3 separate regions of the Homo sapiens genome follow, and all the other regions are linked to region 2. A link is an interaction called in ENCODE POLR2A ChIA-PET data of the cell type or tissue named here. Cell type or tissue: GM12878. All regions are shown on one strand.

Region 1 (2,500 bases), 150 kb before region 2:
GACTCGAGAAGTAGAAAAGCTGAAGAGAACAATAATCAAAGAAAAGATTTAAAAGGCTGTTGAAGAGCTCTCATTAAAACAAATCATAAGTCTCTCTCTCTCTCTGTTTTCCTCTTCCCCTCTCTTCCTTCCTTCTTCCCTCCCTCTCATCCTCCCTCCCTCCTTTCTCCTCCTCCATCTCTATCTCTCTCTCACCTTTTTCTGTGTGCTGGCTCCACTCCTTCATGTTACACAGTCTCTGCTATGGTTTGGATGTATGTGTCCCCCAAAATTCATAAGGGTGGAACTAAAACCTAGTGTGATAGTACCCAGAGGTGAGGCCTCCAGGAGGTGATTAAGACATAAGAGCTCTCAGCCTGGGCAACATGGCAAAACCCTCTCTCTACAAAAAATATAAAAAATTATCCAGGCATAGGGGTGCATGCCTGTAGTCCCAGCTACCTGGGAGGCTGACGCAGGAGGAACATTTGAGCCTGGGATGCAGAGGTTGCAGTGAGCCGAGAACACGCTATTACACTCCAGCCTGGGCGACAGAGAGAGACCCTGTCTCAAAAAAATAGGCCGGTTGCAGTGGCTCATGCCTGTAATTCCAACACTTTGGGAGACCGAGGCGGATGGATCACCTGAGGTCAGGAGTTCGAGACCAGCTTGACCAACATGGAGAAATCCCATCTCTACTAAAAATACAAAATTAGCCGGGCATGGTGCACATGCCTGTAATCCCAGCTACTCAGGAGGCTGAGGCAGGAAGATCACGAACCTGGGAGGCGGAGGTTGCGGTGAGCTGAGATCGCACCATTGCACTCCAGCCTGGGCAACAAGAGAAAACTCCGTCTCAATAAATAAACAAATAAATAAATAATAAATAAATAAGGGCTCCACCTGCATGAATGGGAGTAGTGCCCTTATAAAAGGTCTCAAGGGAACTAGCTAGGCTCTTTTGCCCTTCTGTCGCTTCCGCCATGGGAGGACACAGCGTTCGTCCCCTCTGGAGGATACAGCAACGAGGCACCCTCTTAGAAGCAGGGACCAGCCCGTCACCAGACACTGAACCTGCCAGCACCTTGATCTTTAACTTCCAGCCTGCAAAACTGTGAGAAATCGATTTCTGTTCCTTACAAATGATCCAGTCTCAGGTATTTTGTTAAAGCAGCATGAACACACTAAGACATTGTCCACACAACCAGAAAGGGATCCACTGGCAACCTCAGAGGCAGCTCGCCGACAGCCCACCCTTCATTCCCTTGTGAAACATAAGAACGAGGACTGGCCTATCCTGTTCATTATAACAGTAATAATCAGAACAACAATAATAAAAACCATAGACTGCTTGTCCAGCTTCAGTTGCAGGGTCAGTCGTTACAGTGTCTGAAGGATGCAGTCTGGGGCCCTGCCTAGGTTGGGGCACGCTCCTCCACTTCATGGCTGAGGCAACTGGGGCACCGTGATTGATAACTCCACCCAGGTCACGTGGCGCTGGGGGCAGTTACCCAAGGAGCCATAAGCCTATGGATGATCACCGTGCCCTGCAGGCACTCCAGCACTTTCAGACGATGAAAACGGGAAGATTTCCCAATCTGTTCCATACTCTACTGGTTCCTTCTCATTTTCATTGCCTGACTTGAGGCATGATGAACCATGACCTCAAGTCAAACAAGGCCACAAGGCTAAAATTTAACTGGATACCATCTCCAATGTCATTCATACGACATTTAACACATACTTGTGGAGCACCCACCTTGCTCTGGGCACTGGGGAATCAGAAAGGGACAAAGAGAATATCCAACAAGACCTGTCTTCGTGGTGCTCACTTTCTGTCCATGGAGTTGTGGGGCCCCAAGAACGTGACAGAATGAAAGATCCAATCCAGTTCAAAGGTCTTTGTTGTAAAATGAAATACCATGTTTACATATCTTAGGAGACAAAGAAATGTGAAACCTAGCCCCAGTCTGAGTAGGAGTGCAGCCTTCTCAGAGCAAAGAGAATAATTAGATCATGTGAGTCACTGGAATCCAGGAAGCAGCCTACATGAGGCTCCCATTTTGTAAGTTTCAAGAAAGCAATTTGAAGTAGCGGCTAAGTGCAAGGATTCTTAGTTCAACTCTCAGCTCCACTACTTATTGGCTGGGTGATCTGATTAAGTTTGTTACCTTCTTTGTACCTCAGCTTCTGGGGCCAGGCCCCAGACTACGTCCTTCAGATGCTGTAAAAGTGATAAAAATTATATTTATCTCGTGGATTACACATATAAGAAAGTGTTTATTGAGTGCCTACCAAATGCAAGCATTATTCTAGGCATTTGGTAGACATCAGAGAACAAAACAAAGATCTTGACCTCTCGCAGGGGGAGACAAACAGTGAATGCAATAAGCAAGCAAATATATGTATTTCTGGAGATGATAGGTGCTGTGGAAAAAGGAAAAAATAAAGCAGAGAAAGACGGAGAAAGAGGGGAGGGAGGGCTTGCTAGATTCCTAGAGTTGTCAGAGTTGGCTTCATT
Region 2 (2,500 bases):
CTGTGGTGTTCTTCCCTCCTTTCCGCGTCTGACCACGTTATCTCACTGTTCTCCACTGGCACTCTATCTCCTTATCTGAGCATCAAGACTCAGACTACCTTTTTTTTTTTTTGAGACGGAGTCTCGCTCTGTCACCCAGGCTGGAGTGCAGTGGCGCGATCTTGGCTCACTGCAAGCTCCGCCTCCCGGGTTCACGCCATTCTCCTGCCTCAGCCTCCTGAGTAGCTGGGACTACAGGCGCCCGCCACCGCGCCCGGCTAATTTTTTTTGTATTTTTAGTAGAGACGGGGTTTCACCATGTTAGCCAGGATGGTCTCAATCTCCTGACCTCGTGATCCACCCGCCTCCGCCTCCCAAAGTGCTGGGATTACAGGCGTGAGCCAGCCCGCCCGGCTCAGACTACCTTTTGGCCTTATCTCCTGCCATCTTCCATGAGCCCCTCCCCACTCATCCAAATCTAGCTCATATCCCGCAACTTGCCATTCCAGGGACCCACACCAAGTTTTGTAAAGTTTTGTTGTCTTTGCATGTGCTGTTCCTATTGATATTCATTGAGTCAACAAATATTTACTGATCAGCCAATCCAGACCAGCACTGTGCTGGGGACATAACCTTAAACACCAGAAACAAAGTTCCTGCTCTCATAGAGCTTACATTTGAGTTGCAGAGATGGAGGTTACTCAAATAATCACAAAGAGGTAAATTTTTGTGTGGTTTTTTTTTTTTTTTTTTTGAGATGGGGTATCACTCTGTCACCCAAGATGGAGTACAGTGGCATGAGCTCGGCTCACCGCAACCTCCACCTCCTGGGCTCAAGCAATCCTCCCACCTTAGCCTCCCAAGTAGCTGGGACCACAGGCTCACATCACTACACCCAGTGAATTTTTTTTTTTTTTTTTTTTTGGTAGAGACAGGGTTTCGCCATGTTGCCCAGGCTGGTCTCGAACTCCTGAGCTCAAGTAATCCACCCACCTTGGCCTCCCAAAATGCTGGGATTACAGGAATGAGCCACCACATCCAGCCCCAAAGAGGTAAATTTAAAAGGTGCTGTTTTAGGAAGGAGCCATGAAAGCATGTAACAAAGGGAGCTAAGCCAATCTGCACTAGGGGGCCTGGACACCTTCCCTGAAGAAGTGGCAATTGACTATATCGGAAGAATATATAGGAATTACAGTAGCTAAAGAAAAGAGGAGTAGCTAAAGAAAGAAAAGACAAGGGACTGGATTGGAGGAAGGGGGACAGTGATTGGAGTTTTAAGCTAAGGAACCAGAATGGGTGTGGTCGAGAGGAAGCAGGAGTCTGGCTTATTTGAGGAACTGAAAAAGGCCAGGGTTGCTAAGCACAGGAACCAGGGAGGAGAATGGCATGAGATGAGGTAAGAAAGCCATGTGTAGCTGGGCACAGTAGCACCTGTAGTCCCAGCTACTTGGGAGGCTGAGGAAGGAGGATCATTTGAGGCCAGGAGTTGGAGGCTGCAGTGAGCTATGATGGCGCCACTGCATTCCAGCCTGGGCAATACAGTGAGACCCGATCTCTATAAAAAAAGAAAAGAAAGGCATACAGGTAGGGGCAGGTCAAACATGTTAACAGGACTCAGGTCTTTATCCTAAAGGCAATAGGAAAAATACTATTCTGGCTTCTGGGTTGAAAATAGAAAAGGGGAAAAGGAGTGGAAGTAGGGGACCAGGTCAGAGGTGGCAGAAGTTCAAGAGAGGCATTATGGCACTTCAGCTGGAGGCAGAGGCAGGGGAGACAGAGAAATGTGGATGGGATTTTCAGTATTTATGAGGTAAGCAACAAAGGACTTAAGAATGGTTTGTATGTGGTGGGGGTAGAGTGATGAGGCAGAGGAGGGAAGTCAGAACAAGTCTCAGATATCCAGGGTGTGCAGTGAGTTAGGGGTGCTGTTCCCTAAGATACAGACACTGAGGAGGAGCAGGTCAGTGGCAAAGGGCAGAGTGGGAGTTTGTTTGTTTATTTATTTATTTATTTTGAGACAGTCTTTCTCTGTAACCCAGGCTGGAGTGCAGTGGTGCGATCTCGGCTCACTGCAACCTCCACCTCCCAGGTTCAAGCAATTCTCCTGCCTCAGCATCCCGTGTAGCTGGGATTAAAGGCAGGTGCCACCACACCTGGCTAATTTTTGTAGTTTTAGTAGAGACGGGGTTTTGCCATGTTGGCCAGACTCGTCTCGAACTCCTGACCTCAGCTGATCCACCCACCTCAGCCTCCCAAAGTGCTGGGATTGGGAGCCACTGCGCCCAGCCTATCTATTTATTTATTTTTGAAATGGAGTTTCACTCTTGTTGCCCAGGCTGGAGTGCAATGACGCGATCTTGGCTCACTGTAACCTCCACCTCCCAGGTTCAAGCGATTCTCCTGCCTCAGCCTCCCAAATAGCTGGGATTACAGGTGCCCGCCACCATGCCTGGGTAATTTTTATTTTTTATTTATTATTATTATTATTATTATTTTAGATGAAGTCTCGCTCTGTCGCCCA
Region 3 (2,500 bases), 130 kb before region 2:
TTGTTGCCCAGGCTGGAGTGCAATGGCACGATGTCGGCTATGCAGTCGGATATAGACTGCAACCTATGTCTACTGGGTTCAAGCGATTCTCCTGCCTCGGCCTCCAGAGTAGCTGAGATTACAGCCGCCTGCCACCACACTCGGCTAATTTTTTTGTATTTTTAGTAGAGACAGGGTTTCACCATGTTGCCCAGGCTAGTCTCGAATGCCTGACCTCAGGTGATCCACCCACCTCAGCCTCCCAAATTATTGGGATTACAGGCTTGAACCTCCGCACCCAGCTACAACATGCTTTTTAAAAGATATAAAGTAAAAAATTAAAAATGGCAGAATGACAAAGAGAAACAGATAAATCCATAAATCCATAATCGTAGCAGGAAATGTTAACATATCTCTCTCCATTAGTTGCTAAAACAAGTAGACAAAAACAATCAGTAAGAACACAGAGGATTTAATGATTAACTAGCCTGACCTAGTAGACGTCTATAGAACACAGTATGCAACCACTGCAGAATCCATGTTGCTTCAGCACTCATGAAGTATTTCTAGAAATCAAATACATCCTGTATCCTTGGCCATTAAGCAAATCTGAACAAATGTCAAAGTATTAAAATGATATAGAATATGTTTTCAGACCACAATGCATATATGCTATAAATTAATAAAGAAAAGGTAATCATAAAATCCCCATGTATTTGGAAATTAAGATGTTTCTAAATAATCCATGTTATTCATTGACTACATAAAATCAAAATAATAATATCTCTTGGGGGTTAAAAAAAAGAAAAAACACACAGCGACAATAGTATATAAGCTGGAGACTGGTTAATGAAGTTAAAGTGTTTTGGGGTTGTTGCATAGTTCAGGGAAAAAAAAGGCATTGATTAATTTTAGACTTTGATAAGTCAGGAAGCAAGTTGAAATTACTAGGGTAACTACTACAAGAATAGAAACAGAAAAGAGATCTTTCGAACTAGAGGAAAAAGAGAACAAGACAAAATAACAGACCTCTCTCATAATTGATGGAAGCAGCAGACAGAAATCTAAGCAGGGATTTATAAGATTTGAATATATGTAGACTTCCACATAGATGTTAAAAAGGCCACTTCCAGCTATAGCTGGGACTGGCTGAGACTGGCTTAGTGTGCTAAGGTTTAGTTCACTAGTGGAATCTGGGCCCCAGGAGCATTGGTCCCAGGGTGGAGACCCCACCATATCCCTCAATCCTCATCACTTCAGTCTGTTTCACTGAACTTTCATCTTCCAGTTTCTGTATCTCATTACCTGGAGGCAATTTTTTTGGCTTTTTTTTTTTTTTTTTTTTTTTTTTTTTGAGACAGAGTCTCATTCTGTTGCCCAGGCTGGAGTGCAATGGCACGATCTCGGCTCACTGCAACCTCTGCCTCCCGGGTTCAACCGATTCTTGTGCCTCAGCCTTCCCAGTATCTGGGATTACAGGCGCCCGCCACCATGCCTGGCTAATTTTTTGTATTTTTAGCAGAGGCAGGCTTTCACCATGTTGCCCAGGCTGGTCTCAAACTCCTGAGCTCAAGCAATCCGCCTACCTCAGCCTCCCAAAGTGCTAGGATTATAGGCATGAGCCGCTGCACCCGGCCAAAGCTTTTTTCATTTTACTTTATATTTTATTTTTATATATTTTTTTGAGACAGAGACTCTTGCTCTGTTGCACAGGCGAAAGTGCAGTGGCATGATCTCTGCTCACTACAGCCTCGACCTCTTGGGCCCCCGTGATCCTCCCACCTCAGCCCCCCACATAGCTGGGACTATAGGCATGATGAATGATGAGCCACCATGCGCAGCTAATTTTTATGTGTATATGTGTGTGTGTGTGTGTGTGTGTGTGTGTGTGTATTTATATCTATATAGATAGATAGATTTTTTTTTAGTAGAGATGCAGTTTTGCCATGTTGCCCAGGCTAGCCTTGAACTCCTAGACTCAAGCGATCCATCCATCTTAGCCTCCCAAAGTGTTGAGATTACAGGTGTGAGCCACCGCTCCCAGCAGGCTTTTTTCAGAGCTACAAAAGACCTCTCTACCTGGAGAATGAATGGCAGGATAGGTGTATAAATACCCCAGCTCCCTCACCCATCTGGGAAGAGGACCCTGAGACTTTCTTCGGCTTCCCCATGGACTTTAGCTCTAGCTGCCCAAAGTGGTCTCTGGTGTGATAATACGCCCTTTACTGGGAGCCTTCCCTTTCTTGTACACTTCTCAGTCCTCTACTGGTGTTTCCTGTACTTCCTGAATTACTGTGCACTGAAGTCCATGTCTCAGGGTCTGCTTCTGGGGGAAGCAGACTTTTGTTGACATGTCTCCTGTGCCACTTCCCAGGACCTGTATTAAAGAGAGGCAGTTCCCCAAGTGTCTATTAGACACAAGAGCCACCCCTGAGTGGCTGCTGCTCCAAGGGCTGTGTGCTTATGAAGGCCACGGTCCTGGGCCATGGGAGAATCTTCTCTGTTTTGCAGAGAAGCACAA

The links. ChIA-PET counts read pairs that join two places held together with the same protein. Peaks named below come from ENCODE experiments on the same cell type or tissue, not always from the same donor. Only the 100,000 strongest peaks of a DNase experiment are listed, where the experiment ranks them.
Region 1: POLR2A ChIA-PET joins it to region 2 with 6 read pairs; 7 of 35 experiments call an interaction of 5 or more read pairs at or near these places.
Region 3: POLR2A ChIA-PET joins it to region 2 with 7 read pairs; 5 of 35 experiments call an interaction of 5 or more read pairs at or near these places.

What each region holds. Positions count from the first base shown.
Region 1 is chr1:31,853,703-31,856,202 of GRCh38, forward strand. No RefSeq gene overlaps it. Among named protein-coding and RNA genes, the nearest start is that of SPOCD1, 39 kb to the left of the region's middle. In GM12878, no CTCF peak of the experiment used is centred here; no DNase peak of the experiment used is centred here.
Region 2 is chr1:32,004,321-32,006,820 of GRCh38, forward strand. No RefSeq gene overlaps it. Among named protein-coding and RNA genes, the nearest start is that of KHDRBS1, 8.3 kb to the right of the region's middle. In GM12878, no CTCF peak of the experiment used is centred here; a DNase peak (open chromatin) is centred at 1,301.
Region 3 is chr1:31,875,629-31,878,128 of GRCh38, forward strand. No RefSeq gene overlaps it. Among named protein-coding and RNA genes, the nearest start is that of SPOCD1, 61 kb to the left of the region's middle. In GM12878, no CTCF peak of the experiment used is centred here; no DNase peak of the experiment used is centred here.